Linked DNA regions of Mus musculus: region 2 is linked to region 1. Evidence: chromatin loops called from intact Hi-C (ENCODE). Cell type or tissue: left cerebral cortex. All regions are shown on one strand. Each heading gives the region's core, and the rest is flanking DNA. Links, peaks and the distances in the headings are about the cores only.

Region 1 (8,334 bases), core at 7-8,006:
AGTGGTCCAAGAAAGAGGTTTTCTGAGTAGAGTAGTATAGAAGTACAGAGATTTAGAATGTACACACACACACACACACCCCACATGTGCATGCGCACACATATACACATGCACTCACATGCATACATGCTCACACATGCACACAAATATCACACAAACATGCACACATACATACACACAGACTCTCATGCACATACTTTCGCTCACACACACACATGCATACACACATATACTCATATGAAGGCATGTGTGCATGCACTCACACACACACATATACAAACATTCACACACACATACATCAGGCAAATAATTTCACTCACATACACACACACATGCATACACATATGTATGCACACACACACATATACACACTTAAGACATGGTTTCTCTATGTAGCCTTGGCTACTCTGTAAGTCACAGAGATCCTCCTGCCTCTGCTAAGTGCTGGAAGTGAAGGCTCTTACCTCATTGCTGGGACAAAATGCCAGTTAGAACAGGCTGGGAGAAGGAGTTATTCCAGCTCACAGTTTCAGGGGAGGGGAGGCATAGTGGGTGGGGCTCTTTGTGGTGGTGGGAGCTTGCTTGGTGACCCGTTACATCTGGGCACATCGGGGACATAAACTCATAAGCCTTGCCCTTACAGCCCTTCACCTGCCAGTGTGGCTACATGCCCCAAATGTTCCATAACTGCCTGCATGGGCGCTACGCTCTCCCCAGACAGTGGTTTGAGCAAATGGGCATCTGGGAAACTTGACGTTTAAGCCATAACATTGAGGAAGGTGGTTTTTCCTTATTTCCTTATTTGCACACACACACACACACACACACACACACACACACACACACACACACACAGAGAGAGAGAGAGAGAGAGAGAGAGAGAGAGAGAGAGAGAGAGAGAGAGCTACTATAAGCAATGGCTATTAGAAACACGTTCCAAACATTTGTCTGAGCAGCCAAGTTTAAACTAGTTCATAAATTTGCTTTGAGAAGACCATAGGGTAAGCTCCCTATTTTTATGAATTAAATATGGATAAATGTCTATGGGATTTTCTTTGCTGAAATGTGAATTTTAATAGGAGAGAGGCAAAGAAGGCTGGGACCCCAAACTTCCATTGCTCATAGTTATACAAAAATTATCACTTCAATAATTCCTCAGGCACCAGCAACAGTGGTCTCTGCTGCCATCTGGCCTTTTAGGTTTGGATATGACAATGAAGGCTGGCCCAATCTAGAGAGGTCTGCTCAACTGCTCAAGGAGACAGGTGAGTGAGTCCTTCTGAAACTGGCTCCAGGTTCTGAGAAACCACTCTTGTTCTCTTTGTTTTCACCAAGTCCCCCGGTCTTAGTATTGCTGTGTGTGTGTTAAGTTCCTAAGGAAGCGTCACCTTGTGGTCAGGTCTATAATCTCATACCACAGCTGTCCTTTAGAGCAATCAATCCATTGATCCTGAACAGCCCATCCTACTGGGTAGCAACAGGAGATTCATCTCATGCCTTTGTTGTTAGAGATGTTTCTGCTCCTGCCATCTGGGGATCTACTGCTGGGGACTAAGAACGTAATGGACTGTAAAGCAGAAAGAGTTGAGTGTACAGTGAACATTGTTTTCAGGGGCTGGAGAGATGGCTCAGTGGTTAGGAGCACTGACTGTTCTTCCAGAGGGCCTACGTGCAATTCCCAACACTCACATGGCAGCTCACACCTGTTTGTAACTGCAGTTGCAGGGGATCTCACATCCTCACACAGGGGTGCATGCAGGAAAAACACGGATGCACATGAAAAAAAAGGAAAACAATTGTTTCTTAAAGCCCCAGGGCCAGTCTTTCTTGTCTCCGAGCCCTTGAGGAGTTCTCTTTTTATGAAGCATCCTGCAGAGTGTGAGGATCTAGGTCTGCACACTTCGTGGTGCATGCAGCATGACTGTAAAGGACTAAAGGTTCTGGCTGTTCCCCACGTGAAGGCCACCTCCTGAGAAGTGTTCTGGGGTCTTTATGAGCTCAGTGCTTTAGTCCTGATTAGAACGCTCACTCAGACCCAGCAGTCCAGAGTCTAAGAAAAGCTAATAAACTCATTTTTATACCAATACCATGGAGTTTTTTTTTTTTTTTTTTTGCCTTGAAAATGTCATTGTGGGGTTGGAGATGTGGCTTAGTGGGTAAAGCGCTTGCCCACTATAGGCAAAGCCCTGGGTTCAATTCCCACCATTGAGTAAAGCAGGCATGGTGGTGCTTCCCCGTAAACCCCAGCACTCTTGGGGTGGAGATAGGACAGCAGTTCAAGGTCATCCTTAGCTACATTAAGAGGCCAGCCTGGGATACACAAGACCCTGTCTCAAAAACATAAAAAGCTGATGGACACTATTTTATTGTTTCTGAACATAAGCTGGGAATTTGTAAACGACATGAAAATTATTAGAACTTCTGAGGAAAGTGTCAAGACTATTTAAAAAAAAAAAAAAAAACGAGCCGGGCAGTGGTGGCCCATGCCTTTAATCCCAGCACTCAGGAGGTAGAGGTAGGCAGATCTGTGAGTTCAAAGCCAGCTTGGTCTATAGAGTTAATTCCAGGGAAGCCAGGGCTACACAGAGAAACTCTGTCACAAACAATCCAACAAACAAAAGAAAACAAAACAAAAAAACAAAAAAATTAAAAAATTAAAAGTATAGAAAAAAATCCATGCTCTTCTCCTTCTTTAAAATGCCCGATGCTTTTATTAAATTCTAAGTGCCCAGCACAGATTTGAGTCATATTCTTTTGGTGACACATAAGAATGAATTATTTTGGGGTTTATGAGTGAAGGCAAGGCTCAATAATAATAGCATTCTGCTGGGCGTGGTGGTATACATCTATACTTGGGAGGAAGAAGTAGGAAAATCATGAGTTTGAGGCCAGCCCTTGCCCCAACAAAACAAAACAATAATGAAATCCATCAAGTTCTTGCTAATTGCTTTTTATATTGTGGTTTCCTTTCTGGCTGCTTTTCCGTCCCCTTTCCCCCAAACAGGTGCAGATTTTATCACCATTTTGGAGAGCGATGCTTCCAAGCCCTATATAGGGAACAACGACTTAACAATGTGGCTGGGGGAGAAGCTGGGTTTCTACACAGACTTTGGGCCAAGCACCAGGGATCACACCTGGGGGTGAGTGTAGCTTCGGAATTAATGCGAAGAAGCAGCAGTTGTGGCTTGGGCTGGGAAGTTGACATTGTCCTGTGACCATGTCTCAGTGACTCAGTGGCAGGGGAGTGCTAACACTGTGCGTAGCCATGGATTTTCACAGTGACTCCTGAGGGCTGGACATTACTGCTTCTTCATACAGATCAGTTCTTCAAGGTTGGGGTGAAGTTGTAATGTTGGGCCTGTCTAATATTTTCAGGTAACTTACATTGTAGTGTAAAAGACAAGAACACAGTTGGCCTGGCCTTTAGCGTCATTGCTCCTGCATTCAAACAATTTGACATTGAACATATTTGAAAAAGTTTAGAGCGCTCCAAAGACTGGGGCTAGAGAGATGGCTGGGCGGCTCCAGGCACTTGCTGTGCATTCACGAGGACCAGAGTTAAGATCCCACCACACATAGCAAATTCAGCGTCTCTGCAAATACCAAAACTCTAGCTCTGAGGGAGCTGACTCCCTCTTTTGGCCCCTGTGAGCACAGACAGGTGCATACCCAGTCCCCAATAAATAAGTAAGTAGATAGATAAACAAATAAATAAGTAAATAAAAGTCTGTAAAAAATAGAAAGTTTCCAAAAAGGTAAGACCTGGATTTGCCACTCATTATGAACTCTATTAGATTCAAGTAATGTATGGGCCTTAATTTAGAGGCTATAAGACAGCCTAGAAATGAGTTAATACACGCAGCTGAAGACGTGTACAGATTGTATGTAAATGTGATATGATTTTACATAGGGTGAACATCTGAACATGTGTGTTTTTGTGGGTATCCTGGAACCAGTCCTTTGCAGAGACTGAAGGACAACTAGAAACACGTTCACAAAGAAATAAACCAGATAGTCTGAGACTGTGATCCACACTATGCATGGAGAAAACAAGGGGCAGAAAGAGAGAGAGAGAGAGAGAGAGAGAGAGAGAGCTCATGGTAGTGGCCTTGGGATGTTGTTACAGTAACAGCACAAGCCAGGTGGGTTTTTCATTTTATCAATGATGCTGGTTTCACGCCTCCATGGCATTTGCCGCAACGCTTCTGGTCCTGTGATGAACACAGCAAGACAGGCTGAATAGGAAGAGGCAGTGAACCAGCGATCAGATTTCCACAGGAGTCTTCACCACACTCCTGCTCTGAGTGCCCCTCGGTGGATAGCTGCCACGTGACATGGCCTTTGAATGCACTTCCTTTGTCTCATCTTCATGACAGCCTGAGAATCAAACTGCTCTGCTTTTTCTCATTTCTACAGGATTATGGTGCTGTCTCGGTACCCGATTGTCAGATCGGAACATCACCTTCTTCCGTCGCCAGAGGGCGAGATCGCACCAGCCATAACCATGACAGTTAACGTCTCCAACAGACTGGTGGATTTTGTGGTGACACACTTTGGGAATCATGAGTGAGTTTCTTTGGATTACTTGATAGTATACAAATGCCAGGAAATACTATTAACATATATATCACTTTGATTTTTTTAAAAATGAAGTAGCCTTTTTGACTTCCTATCTCAAAACAAACAAACAAAACAAAAATCCTTAGATTATTGTCCCTGTGTTGCTGGTTGTTTGTGCATCTGGGATGCAAATGGCCATATGAGCCCATGACTGTTTCTTGGGTGGTAGTTCTTCATACATGTGTGACCATGTTTAATCTTCATGTAGTATGGGCAAAGTGCCATATTAAGGTCCTTTTCATAGATAAAGACACTAGGTGGAGAGAGGTTAGATGATGTGGACCGTCAGGGTCACACAACTAGGAAGAATTCAGAACAAATGTGCTTGGATTCAGAAGTGCTTGGATCTACATGTGAAACCAGACTATAGGAACAACAGCAGCAGCAACAACACTCCCTGTCCTTACAGAGTCATTGGCACAAATAGATGTACTGCTGGGATCCAAGGGCACTAAGTGACATTCCCTTCTTTCCACACATTTTCACAAACAATTTTGAAACAGTGTTAGCTAACAGTGGCCATCCAGCACCTGTTCTCTGCTAGCTCCTGTCTTCAAGTCTCCTTCAGATCTCTCCAGTCCTCTTGGTTCCCAGTGATCTTCCCCCATCTCGCTCTGTTCCTGTAACACTCCCCCATCTTTCTAGGAAAATGCCTCTGTTTGTCAACTACGCATGGATCTATTCCTTGCACCCACCGGTGTCTTTACAGTGCAAGGAATGGCATTTCCCAGAGTCCTTTGTCTTCTGCTTTCTAGGTGGATTTAGTCAACAAAAGGCACAAGGTTGGAAGATGACAAAAGGGAGAAGCCAGAGCATGTCTTACCCCTTTTCTGGTTTCTCTGGCAGTAGAGTCTTTTCTATGGCGGCAGCCCCTGCATTAGCCCACCCCCCTCTAGCCAGAGTTTACTTCCTACTGACTCTGTAGTGTCACTTCTGTCTGTCCGTCTTCTAGTGCTGCCAACCTCTGATTGTATCTCTGCTCCCTGATTGGCTTCTCATCACTCAAGTAACCAACTCCCTGTATTTTTTTTTTTTTCGAGACAGGGTTTCTCTGTGTAGCTCTGGCTTTCCTGGAACTCACTCTGTAGACCAGGCTGGTCTTGAAACCCACCTGCCTCTGCCTCCCGAGTGCTGGGATTAAAGGCGTGCGCCACCATGCCCAGCCCAACTCCCTGTATTAAATTCACTTTGTTTGAAGTTCCTGAGGTGCCTCTATTCTCTTGATAGGTCCTATCAAAAGCGAGGTTTTTTTCTGGATCTGTAAGTCCCTTGAAAGCTCAATGTACTTGCCTATTTTTCTGTTCATACCTACAGTAATTAGTCTACTAAAAGCCAGATACCCAGTCAGTATTTGGGCGAGAGAGCAGAGGAGACATTCAAAAAATGTTCCGTTGAAGTAAGGGTGTAGGCTACACAAGCCCAGGCTGTTCTGTGAAGGTTACATCCCTCCCTCTTATGAGTGCCCTGGATCCTTTACTTTGGTATTCATTCTTTAGCTGTGATCCTAACAACCGGATCTCACGTCACTGCCACACTTTCTTCTTTCACTGTGTGTTAAATTTACTCGGAATGTTGAGAGTACACGCAGAGCCTTTGTGTGTGTGTGTGTGTGTGTGTGTGTGTTGGCAAGCGTTCTGCCTCTGAGCCACGTCTCCGTACCTGCCATGATTTGTTAATACTGAAAAAAAGTTGAACAGATTCCGTGTTTGGAATAGAAATGTAAAGATTTGATTTATTTTTAACTATGTGTATGTGTGTCCCTGTGAGTGGGGATGTCCATGTGAGGGTGGGAGCCAGAGGAGGCCAAAAGAGTGTAACAGATGCCTTGACGGTGATGTCACAGGTGGTTGTGAGCTGGCTGACATGGATGCCTGACATGTCCAAACTCCATTTGTCTGCAAGAGCAGCGAGTACTCTTAAGTGCAAAGCTATCTCTGCAGCCCTAAGGAAGATGTTTGAATGAGACTGACTCACTGGTTTTTACAGAAAGGTTTTTCTCAGTCAAGCGTTTGTCAAGCCCAGTTTGAAGTGTGGATCTACGTCTTGTTCATTGTGAAAATTTAAACCTTTTCCCAACAGAAATAGCTCTGGTTTAGTACCCTGTTTGGGGATATTTTGAGGGAAGTTGGTTACCTGTTTTTCTTTTAATTGATTTATACATATAATTAAGAGACTCCTTTTTGCATTTTTTTTTAGAGATGACCTTGACAGGAAGCTACAGGCTATTGCAGTGTCAAAACTGCTGAAAAATTGTTCAAATCAAGTGATATTTCTGGGTTATATCACTTCAGAGCCCGGTTCCAGAGATTACATACAACTCACAAAACATGGCAACGTGAAGGTAACACAAGTTTAATATGATTTTGGATCTATAAAGTTAAATAGTTCTTTATTCCTATACACTTAAAAAATCCAACCCAAAAAGCTTTCATGTGTGTGTGCGCGCATGCGCATGTTTGTGTGTTTGTGTGTGCATTTGTGTATCTGTGTGCACTTGCCCAAATGTGTGTATGCATGTGTGTGTGTTTGTGTGCATGTGTGTGCACTTGCATGCATATATGCATGCATGTGTGTATGCTCGTGTGTTTGCATGAACAAGTACATGTGTGTATATGCATGTGTGCGTGCATGTAGGAGTGTGTGTACATGTGTATGTGTGTGCGCAGTTGGAGGTCAGAGTTTGACATCATGCGACCTCCATTATTTTTTACATTATTTCAAGACAGGGTCTCTCACTGAACGAGGAGCTCATGGAACAGACCCTGGGATCTGCTTGCATCTGCTTTCCCAGGGCTAGAATGACAAGTGTGTACTAACTGTGCCCACATCCTTATGTGTGTGCTGGGGATCTGAACCCAGGTTTGTGTGGCAAGCCCCCTTTCCAGCTGAGCAGCCCTCCCAGGACCCTGATGACTTGATGTAGCCTGTGCTTAGTCAGCACAAAAGGCGCTACATCACCCACTGCTTCAAAACAGCAGGACACACCCATCAGCTTGCTCGCTAACCTGTGCTGTGGACAGGGCTCAGTGGGGACAGCTCAGTTGTGCTCCATACGGGGCCTGTGAGCTGTTTCTTGGGTACTACAGGATTTCCAGTGCGGAAGATTCACAAGCGATGCTTTTGACTCGGGACCATCACTCCTCCTCCTGGGCTAGTTGGCTTTTTCCCTTACAGTGACTAGGTTCTGGAGTGAATAAACAAGGGGGAGAGCCTGCACTGTCCTCTAGGACTTGCCTTTCTAAAGTGGCACAGTGTCACCTCTGCTTTAATCATAACTCTTGTCACATCCACCTGAAGCATTATCAACCTCACTCTTTGTTGCAGGGAATGTCAAAGACATCTAGGATGGGTACCACAGGCTGGTGAGATGTTATTGTACTTAGAAAATGGAATCTGCCACACTGTGAAAGTTAGTTATAAGGCTGTGAGTAAAAGCTGAAATGGAGTATCAGAAAGAGAGGCGTCCAGTCACACAGGGCCTTTCCAAAGATCGAGGTCACACAGGGTCTTACAATTGACCTGGGAGTAGCATTTCCCTGTCCAGGTCTAAAACACTTCAATTCTTCAGGGTACCTTGTTGTAATCAAGCTCTGGGGAAATAATACACAAACCAAGAGACTGATCCCATGCACCAGAATACGACGCATATTAACTTATAGTGAGAACACAGTTGCCGTCTTTGATTAGGTTCAGAAGCTAGAGCTCTGTCCTTAG
Region 2 (8,334 bases), core at 55-8,054, 100 kb after region 1:
CTTGCCTCTGCTTCCCGAGTGCTGGGATTGAAGGCGTGCGCCACCACTGCCTGGCCTGGTCATTTACTGGGTTGGTTTCTTGTACATTAAGTGATTAATTCTGATGTATAAGAAGGGTGTGGGCATGCGTACCCACAGTGCCAGATGAATAGTGGGTACTAGTCACCCTGTGCTGTACCTTTATCCCCCTCAGTAGCTGTTCCCGCTTAATAAAGAGCTCCAGATTTTAAATACTTATTCATAAAGGGCTGAGTAGGTGGTAATTACCATAAATTTCCCACAGGTCTTTCACTTCTAATTGAACTTAACTCAAAAACTGACTGATTTTTAGTGTAAATGCACTAAATATTTCCCTCAGAATTTAGAATTATTTTATATATGCTTAATTATTTTTGCCTAGTTCTCTGCATCACAACTGTTAAATAGTCTATCTTGTTCTCATATAATAAATATGTTACACTAAAATGAAAAATGACACATGTGCCCTGGTTCATAAATGATGCAAGTTGGTTTTCCTCTAGCTGCCAGTACAGCAAACCTGGCAGGTCCTAAGGGAGGTGACAGTCTGGAGGAGGTCTCAAGGGACTGTCCCTTTTAAAGGCATCTGGTGCCCATGGTGTACACTGTGCTTCTAACGAAAACTGGGAGTGGGTTTATACCTTTTGGTCTTCATTTCCCCTTTGCCTTTCCTGCCTTGGGGCTGCTCCCTCCCCACAGTGTCTCCAAGAGAAGAGTTACATTTTCTAAAGGACCTTTAGAATGTTTTCATCATATGGATTTTTGTTTTGAAATTTTTAAAAATTATTTTAAGGTGTTCTAGTTCCAGTATTTTGGTAAATTATTCACCTTGGTCTAAACGCTGCAGGGAGCAGGTCATCGGTGTTTCACACGGTGGCTCTGCTGTGCAGGAAAGATGACTGGTGCTCAAGGCTGGGAGGGAGTTGGCCTGGCAGGGGTTAGAGAAAGGAAGGGGACAAAGAGGAGATGGGAGGGGGCAGGCGGCCGCAGTTGAGAGAGAGTGGAGTTCAGGGTTAGGGTGCCGGACCTGAGGGATGAGCTGAACGGTTCACTGAGGCAAAAAGCCTGCCTCCATGTGAGATGATCCGGCTTTGATTCTGACTGGAAAAGGAAAGTGCTCGAAGCTCCTCACCAATAACAGCTCTCGAGAAAAGGCAGCTATTCCTGGCATCTTTGCTGGCAGTTAGGAACCCTTAGACTCTGTTTCTGTAGGAAGAGACAGTCTTGATATGTAAAATTATGTGGGGGACTAAAAGACTAAATTCAGATTTGGGTTGTTTCCAAGTATGTGCTGCATGCTTCAGTTCTGTCGACACAGAGGGAGCGGTGGTATTTCATAGCCTGAGGTGACAAGTGCTGTTTAATAAACCCCAACGTACTGTGTCCTCAGGCTGCGGCCTGCAAAGCAAGCAGAGCAACAGTCAGGGCAGTGGTTGGTTGTAAAGCCTTTTTCACCTCTGCTAATAGCACTTTAAAGATATTTTCACTCCCTGCTTCCTGATTGTATCAGGCCCATAAAAGTCAATATCCTTTCATTTACTAAGGGGTGGGAGTCCTTAAAAACACATAGCTTTCTCACTGATTTAACCCCAGGATGATGAGTGTCCACTGTAGCTGTTTAACTGTGTGTGTGTGTGCGTGTGTGTGCGTGCACGAGCATTCATGTGTGTAAATTCATGTTCCTTCACTTTTAGCTGCTTATTAACCATGTTTTTATGCAAAACTTTAAAAACACTAGTACATCTGTTACAAACTAGATACAAATTAGTAGAAAAACTAAAACAGGATTCCCTTCCCTTTTCTTCCTCAAAACCCATCCTCTTTGCTTTGTAAAATTCATGACCTTTTTTCATTAATTGGTGTGTATGTGTCTGTGTGTTTGTGTGTGTATGTGTGTTTGTGTGTGTCTGTGTATTTGTGTGGTTTTGTGTGTATATGTGTTTGTGTGTGTGTGTATATGTGTTTGTGTATATGTGTGTTTGTGTGTTTTTGTGTGTGTGTGTGTTTGTGTGAATGTGTGTTTGTGTGTGTATGTGTGTTTGTGTGTTTTTGTATGTGTGTATGTGTGTGTGTGTGTTTGTGTGTGTGTGTGCACGTGCATGCGCATACACTTTTGCCCAGAGAAGACTATTTCTCCTGCTCTTGGCAGTCCTGACTGGCAGTCCTTACTGGCCTGCAGTTGTTAGTGTAGGCCTGAGGCGCCTGGGCTCTCCCTATCCGGGCTACCATCCGTGTGGATCTCACATTTACTTTTGGCCTTTGTGACAGAACTGAATAGAGACCAAGCTTGATAATACGCAGAGTCAGTTAAGAATGTGGTTGGTTTACCTGGGTAAATTGATTTTAACACATCAGAGTTGCAGTACACCTCTGAGCTAGGAGAAAATGTACTATGCATAATGTGAAGACCGTATAGTGTGCCCTTTGGGAGAGAAACTTCTTAGTAGCCCACTAATTTATAAATCACATTTCTTTTACCTTTATTTATCAATCATATTTTGACCTCTTTAAATCTAAAAAAAAAAAACCACTGATTTTTAAATTTAATGTTTTAAAATAAAAATAATTTTATCACTAGTTTTATTCTATTATCTTTGTCAAACCCAGACTCACTCAGTTTTGAAGCCACCCTTCACACTGCGGTGACTGGGCCACGTGGGCTGAAGCTCATGCAGGACGTGGGAGTAGCTAATTGCCCAGGTCTGATGTGTTGCTGTATCTCTGTCTTTTAACAGGTAGTTATGCTTGTCCTAGCTTGGAAATTGGATGCACAAAACATGGGCTATTTTACTCTACAGGAGTGGCTGAAAGGAATGACTTCCCTACAGTAAGTCCGGGGCTGTGAGGGTCTCGGGTGGTTAGTAGAGGGCTGTGGAAGATGGGTACAGTAAAGGAGGGACCTCTCCAATCTCCTCTGGTAGCACCTGGCTCCTGGGAACTTAGGACATGGTGTGTGAGAGAAGAGAAGCCTGGTAGTGTAGCAAGCCTCCCTTGGTCAGACACGGGAAGACCACACCCCATCCTGAGGATAATGACGGTCTAGCTTAGTGAATGAAGTGTTTATAAGTTGAACATGTGGCAAAGAAAGCGATGGTAAAGAAAGTGATGGTATTTCTCAGGAGTGGCTCTGGGAGGAAATGATTCTCCCTTTTCCCATGCATGTGAGCCACGTATGTAAAGCAAAATTTTATAACAGCGGCATTAAAAATATAAAGTTTTAGTACATTTTATTTAGCCACAGATATCCCAAACATTATTACTGTAGTATATAATTGTGCTTTAAGAATTTAGCTATTTTATATTTTCTTTCTTTTAAAAATTTGTTGTGTATTTTACATTTTGTCTATCCAGTCAGTTTTATTAACTGTGTTGACCCCCTTAGTCTAGACTAAGAAGAACAATTAGTAGCTTTATGTATTTACTTGGTGTGTGTGTCTGTGTGCGCGAGTGTGCATGCATACACGAGTGCTTTCTTACTTTAGAGTTTCGTTCAAAAAAAAAATTCTTTTGCTCTGTGGGAAGGAGCTGTGGGAAGGAGCTGTGGGAAGGAGCACCTTGGGAGAGGGCATGATTCAGAAGGTGTCCAAGAGGAAGCGCTAGTTAGCTTCAGTCTGAGAGCCAGGAGTACTCTATCATTTTCTTTGCCGCATAACTAAGAATAACAGACTTACAATTTATTGGATTAAAGTTGTAACTGAAATAGTTTCATAATTTTATTGAAACCATGATGGATTCATTGGTGTCCCTGTGCCTCTGTGGGTACAGCCTGCACTGTGCGCATTGTGTCTTCTCTTTGCTGTTTTCCTGTTTGAACCTCACAGTGTGAAAACAGACAGCTCGGCTTAATTTTGAACATTGGTCAGATGGGGAAACTGAGGGCTTAGGGAGAGTGATATGTGACTCATGAGAGTAAGGCTGGGAAGAAAGTCTAAGACATGGTTTTTAACTCAGTTTCCTCAACAGCATCGTCTGTGGCAGAGGACTGATAGGCAGACGTCACCATCCTTTTAGAGACACATTTCTTGTCTGTGTGCACTACAGTTGTGGGGTGGTGGCCTGTGAAATGCCGGTGTAATGGCGTCTGTCACGTTGGAACCTGCTGACCCATCCTTGCCTCATTGCTTTCCCTGCTGCTGTCAGAAAGGGAATTTCGTAGCTGCTCAGAGTGTCCTTGGGACAGATGTGGATACGTGGCGTGTGGGGATTTCCTTCAGCTCTCCAGAGGCAGCGCCATCTCTCAGGCCTGTGCTCAAAGGCCCACGCTCATCTGTTCTTGAAGGGATGGTACTCATTTTCTTATAGGCTTGGGTTCTGCCAGACATTTATCTTCACAAGATTTCTTATTCACACCAGGTCTTGTGTTTGAGTGCTACATGTCCTGAAAGAAGCCAGTGTCTCCATTGTAGGGGACATAGGACTCCTTGAAGCTCTTGGTTGTGGGCTCTGTTCTGTGATGTAGTGTAGTCACTGCTGGTGGCTGTGACCTAAATCTAGAAGTCCAGGGCTTGGCGATGTACGACCCACTGGAAGGGCAGAAGGACCTGCTGTGTGTTAAAGTCTGGAGACTAGTTTTCTTATTCAACCTGGAGGTGATCATTCAGGGTACAACTGTTGTTCTTTGTGGTTCAAGTGTTATACAATGTCAAGTTTTTAAGGGCCCTCCTGCAGCCTCCCTAGATTAGCCAACTGTTTAGGAAATATTTGAATGGCTCTGATATGCCGGTTCCCACATCCTGGGAAAGAAAACTCATGAACAAGATTCATCTGGGTGGTTCTCAACCTGTGGGTCATGACCCCTTGGGGGGGTGTGTCAACCCTTTCACAGGGGTTGCCTAAGACCATTGGAAATCTCAGCTATTTATATCCAATTCATAACAGTAGCAAACTTACAGTTATAAAGTAACAATAAAATAATTTTATGGCTGGGGGGGGGTCACTACACTATGAGGACTTGCATTAAAGGATCCTGACAAGAAGTGTGTGGTGATTTGAATGAGAATGTGCTCCACAGTGTGAGCAATTGGTCCCCAGGTTGCTGGCACTGTTTGGGGACATGAGGAGGTGTGTCCTGGCTTGAGAAAATACATCCCTGGGTTGGGATTTGAGATCAAATAGCTTCACCTTGTACTTCTCTCTCTGCTTCTTGCTTGTGGTTGAGATGCGATCTCTTAGCTTGCCAGCTGCCCGTTGCCTGCTACTGTGCCTTCGGCAGGATGGACTCTTAGCCCTCTGGAATCGTAAGCCAGAATAAACCTGTTCTTCCCTTCACTTACCTTGATCAAAGCCTTTTATCAAAATGACAGAAAACTAACTAATGCAAGAAGCAGTTCAGAGAGAGGAGAGGTTTATGTTGGCACACGCCATGAGTAGATGTCTGACATGGGAAGGCCTAGCAGCAGAGGCATGCAGGTCTGCTTCCTCCAGCCTGCCCTCACTTCCCGAGAGCTCCACAGCCCCTCAGAACCATGCCGCTAGCTCGAGAGGAAGCTCTCAAACATGAGCTTGGGTGGACACTTTGCTTGGGCTTATGGCCACCTCAGAATGCCAAATGCATTTAGACCAACTTAAAAGTCTTCATAGTCTCAGGGTTCCAACACTTTTTAGATGTCCAAAATTCTCTTTTGAGAGTCAAGGCAGTCGGTTAGTTGTGAGCCCTGTGAAATTAAGAAAGTTAAGAAACATACTTCCAGTGTACTATGATATAGAATAAACACTTTGATTCCCAAAACAGGGAACTGGGAGGATAGCAGGAAAGATCAGCCTAAGTGAGACCAGAAACCCTAAATGGACACAAAACCTTGAAGCTCCGTGCCCAGGATCTGAGGGCTCGAAATGGCTTTCTCTGCGCTCCACTGGGCTGGAGTAGCCATGCTACCCCCCGCCCCCTTCTGCTTGTCACCTGTGGAACAAATGGTGTCTCTCTCGGGCCAGCTCTCCTTGTACTTGCAAAGGTTCCTCAGTAAACATGCCCACCTTCCTGGCTGCCATCTGTGGGATTTCGGAATCTATATCATAACACGGGCTTTAGTTCCACTGCGTGACGCACTGCCCACTCGGAGTTCTGGGCAGAATCTCCTTTCTACTACATGTTGCCTGATGTCAGCATCCTTAGGGAACCTTGGCAGTTCTCTCTCCATGACTCCGTAGTTCTTTTTTTTTGTCGTTGTTGTTTTTTGGAGACAGGGTTTCTCTGTATAGCCCTGGCTGACCTGGAACTCAATCTGTAAACCAGGCTGGCCTTGAACTCAGAAATCCGTCTGCCTCTGCCTCCTGAGTGCTGGGATTAAAGGCGTGCACCACCACCGCCTGGCTGACTCCGTAATTCTTGTACTGTGCATGCCTAAAAAATAGCACCTGTGCCAAGTTGTGCTGCCAGCTCTAAACACAACCTGACCAGAGCTGCAGCAGCCCCTGAACCTGGGGAAGGACCTTCCTAAGGATTCCTAGGTGGCCTCCTTCCTGGTGCCACTTGAATCAGTCGCTCTCCAAATAAGAGTTTTCGAGTGAGTCTGCATTGCTGCATTTTGAAGTGTGTTTAGTGTGACCCAGGCTGAGGGTTCTGCTGAGCAGTGTCTCTGTACAGCTCCAGCTGGTCAGCAGTGCTCAGTTGTGGTCTTGATCCCAGTATTAAAATGGTTTGAACCCTCGCCAAAGTGGCTACTCTTCACCTCTAGCCGTGTTCACGCTCCTTCCTTCCTGTTCTCTTGACTGTAAATAAACGTAGGTGAACACACGTGAGCCACGCCACAGCTTGAACATTTTACACTGTCTTGAAATAGACAAAATAGACCACTACTTTTGAACTCAGCCTTCAGGTTTTTAGGACATGAACAGGCGTGTGACAGTTCCTTGGCAAATATGATTGATCTCCAGTCCAGTTCCCAAAGCTCCATCCCCCACCCACGTGCCCTCCTGAGAGCCGGTGAGTTCCTATGTGCCTCCTTGGCACTCTAGTCTTCCACACTTTGACCAGGCTTGCCGGGTAAGCTCTGCTTATGAACTTTGCTAGCCTTGAAGGCTTTGCAGCTTTAAACTCTTCCACATTCCTCCTATAAATTCGTTCCAGATGCATATGAACCACACTGTCATCTTTATCCTTCCTTCTGGTCCCATTCAGGACCCCAGCCCCGGGGGTGCTGCTGCCCACACTCAGCGTGGTGGGTGCCCACCCCTGAGTCATCTCTCTGGAAACACCTTCAGCAGGCACTGAGAGTTACGCTTCCTGGGTGATTCTAAGTGCAGCCAGGTTGACCATGAAGGTGACTTGTCACCAAGTCAAAGTCCATTAGGGGCAGGACTTAGAAATAATACTTTAAAAGTTCAGAAATATTAGTCATTCTGCTAGTTGAATCACTAAGTCCTGTGCTTGTAAGATGTGTTTACCTAGTCCACAGAAAACCTCAAAGGGAAGTGGCTGTGTGGACTGAAATGGAAGTGGTCTGTCTTTTTAGTTTGTCTTCTGTTTGAGATCTCTCCCCTGGGTTTTGGTCATTTTTGTTTTATTAAATATGTCCTGTTAAATACTTTAGATTCAAGTTGGAACCCATGTGCCTATGATAAAAACCTGCATTTCTATGCAGTGACACACATTTTACTTTATTTAAATTGATATAGCAGAAGTTTGTTGCTTACAGTTCTGGGTGAAGCTATAGGCCGAGGCTCCAGCAGCTTTGGAATCTAGGGACCGCTTGGAACTGGCTTGTCAAAGAGTGCCTTATGGCTGTGTGCTCACCCACTGGTTAGGACAAATGAGTTTCTTTAGGCTGCTTTTTAAGGACATTAGTTCCATTCACAGAGGCTTTGCCTTCGTGACTCAGTCCAAAATTCACCTCCAAAAATTTAAAAATATTTTTAACTTGCTTGTTTAAAATCTTATGAAGCATGTATATCTTTTGCTCCTAACAGTTGACTACTCTTCCCATCTTCTCCTGGTGACCCTCACCCATCTCCCTCCTAACTACTTCGCATCCTCCCTTGCCCTTGTTTACTGTGGTTTTGTTATTAATGACCCTTGAATGTAATGCATTCTTCCCTGTGTGCCTGGGGTAAAGCCATCCTCGGCATAATGCCCACAGTCACCTTGAGGAATTAAGATTTCAGCACACAAATTGGTGGCGTGCATGAGTGAGAGAGAGGGGCAGACACAGGTACAGACTAGCAGTCCAACCTTTGGTGGTGAAAAGACAGCTTCTCAGGGCGGTTATTACCCCACAGTGGGGATCTGTCAGAACTAGAAGGGCCTTGAGTTTGGGGAGGGCTTAGAACGGTAGCCAGTGTTTGTGTAAAGCTCTGGTGGCCAAGTGAAGGGATGGTGGT

Evidence for each region. A loop is a pair of places that touch in the nucleus more often than their neighbours do. Peaks named below come from ENCODE experiments on the same cell type or tissue, not always from the same donor. Only the 100,000 strongest peaks of a DNase experiment are listed, where the experiment ranks them.
Region 2: a loop joins it to region 1, with 5 times the contacts of the local background. A loop is called at or near these places in 15 of 42 quality-filtered maps.

What each region holds. Positions count from the first base shown.
Region 1 is chr5:73,427,408-73,435,741 of GRCm38, forward strand. It overlaps Cwh43 (cell wall biogenesis 43 C-terminal homolog), which reads left to right. Exons shown (of 16, transcript NM_181323.2): 10 at 1,160-1,265; 11 at 3,005-3,140; 12 at 4,417-4,566; 13 at 6,817-6,961. Among named protein-coding and RNA genes, the nearest start is that of Cwh43, 25 kb to the left of the region's middle. In left cerebral cortex, for the core only: a CTCF peak has its summit at 4,477; a DNase peak (open chromatin) is centred at 4,464.
Region 2 is chr5:73,531,853-73,540,186 of GRCm38, forward strand. Dcun1d4 (DCN1, defective in cullin neddylation 1, domain containing 4 (S. cerevisiae)) reads left to right here. Exons shown (of 11, transcript NM_178896.5): 7 at 2,754-2,845. Among named protein-coding and RNA genes, the nearest start is that of Dcun1d4, 45 kb to the left of the region's middle. In left cerebral cortex, for the core only: no CTCF peak of the experiment used is centred there; DNase peaks (open chromatin) are centred at 1,213, 3,591, 6,039 and 7,727; H3K27ac peaks cover 501 bases.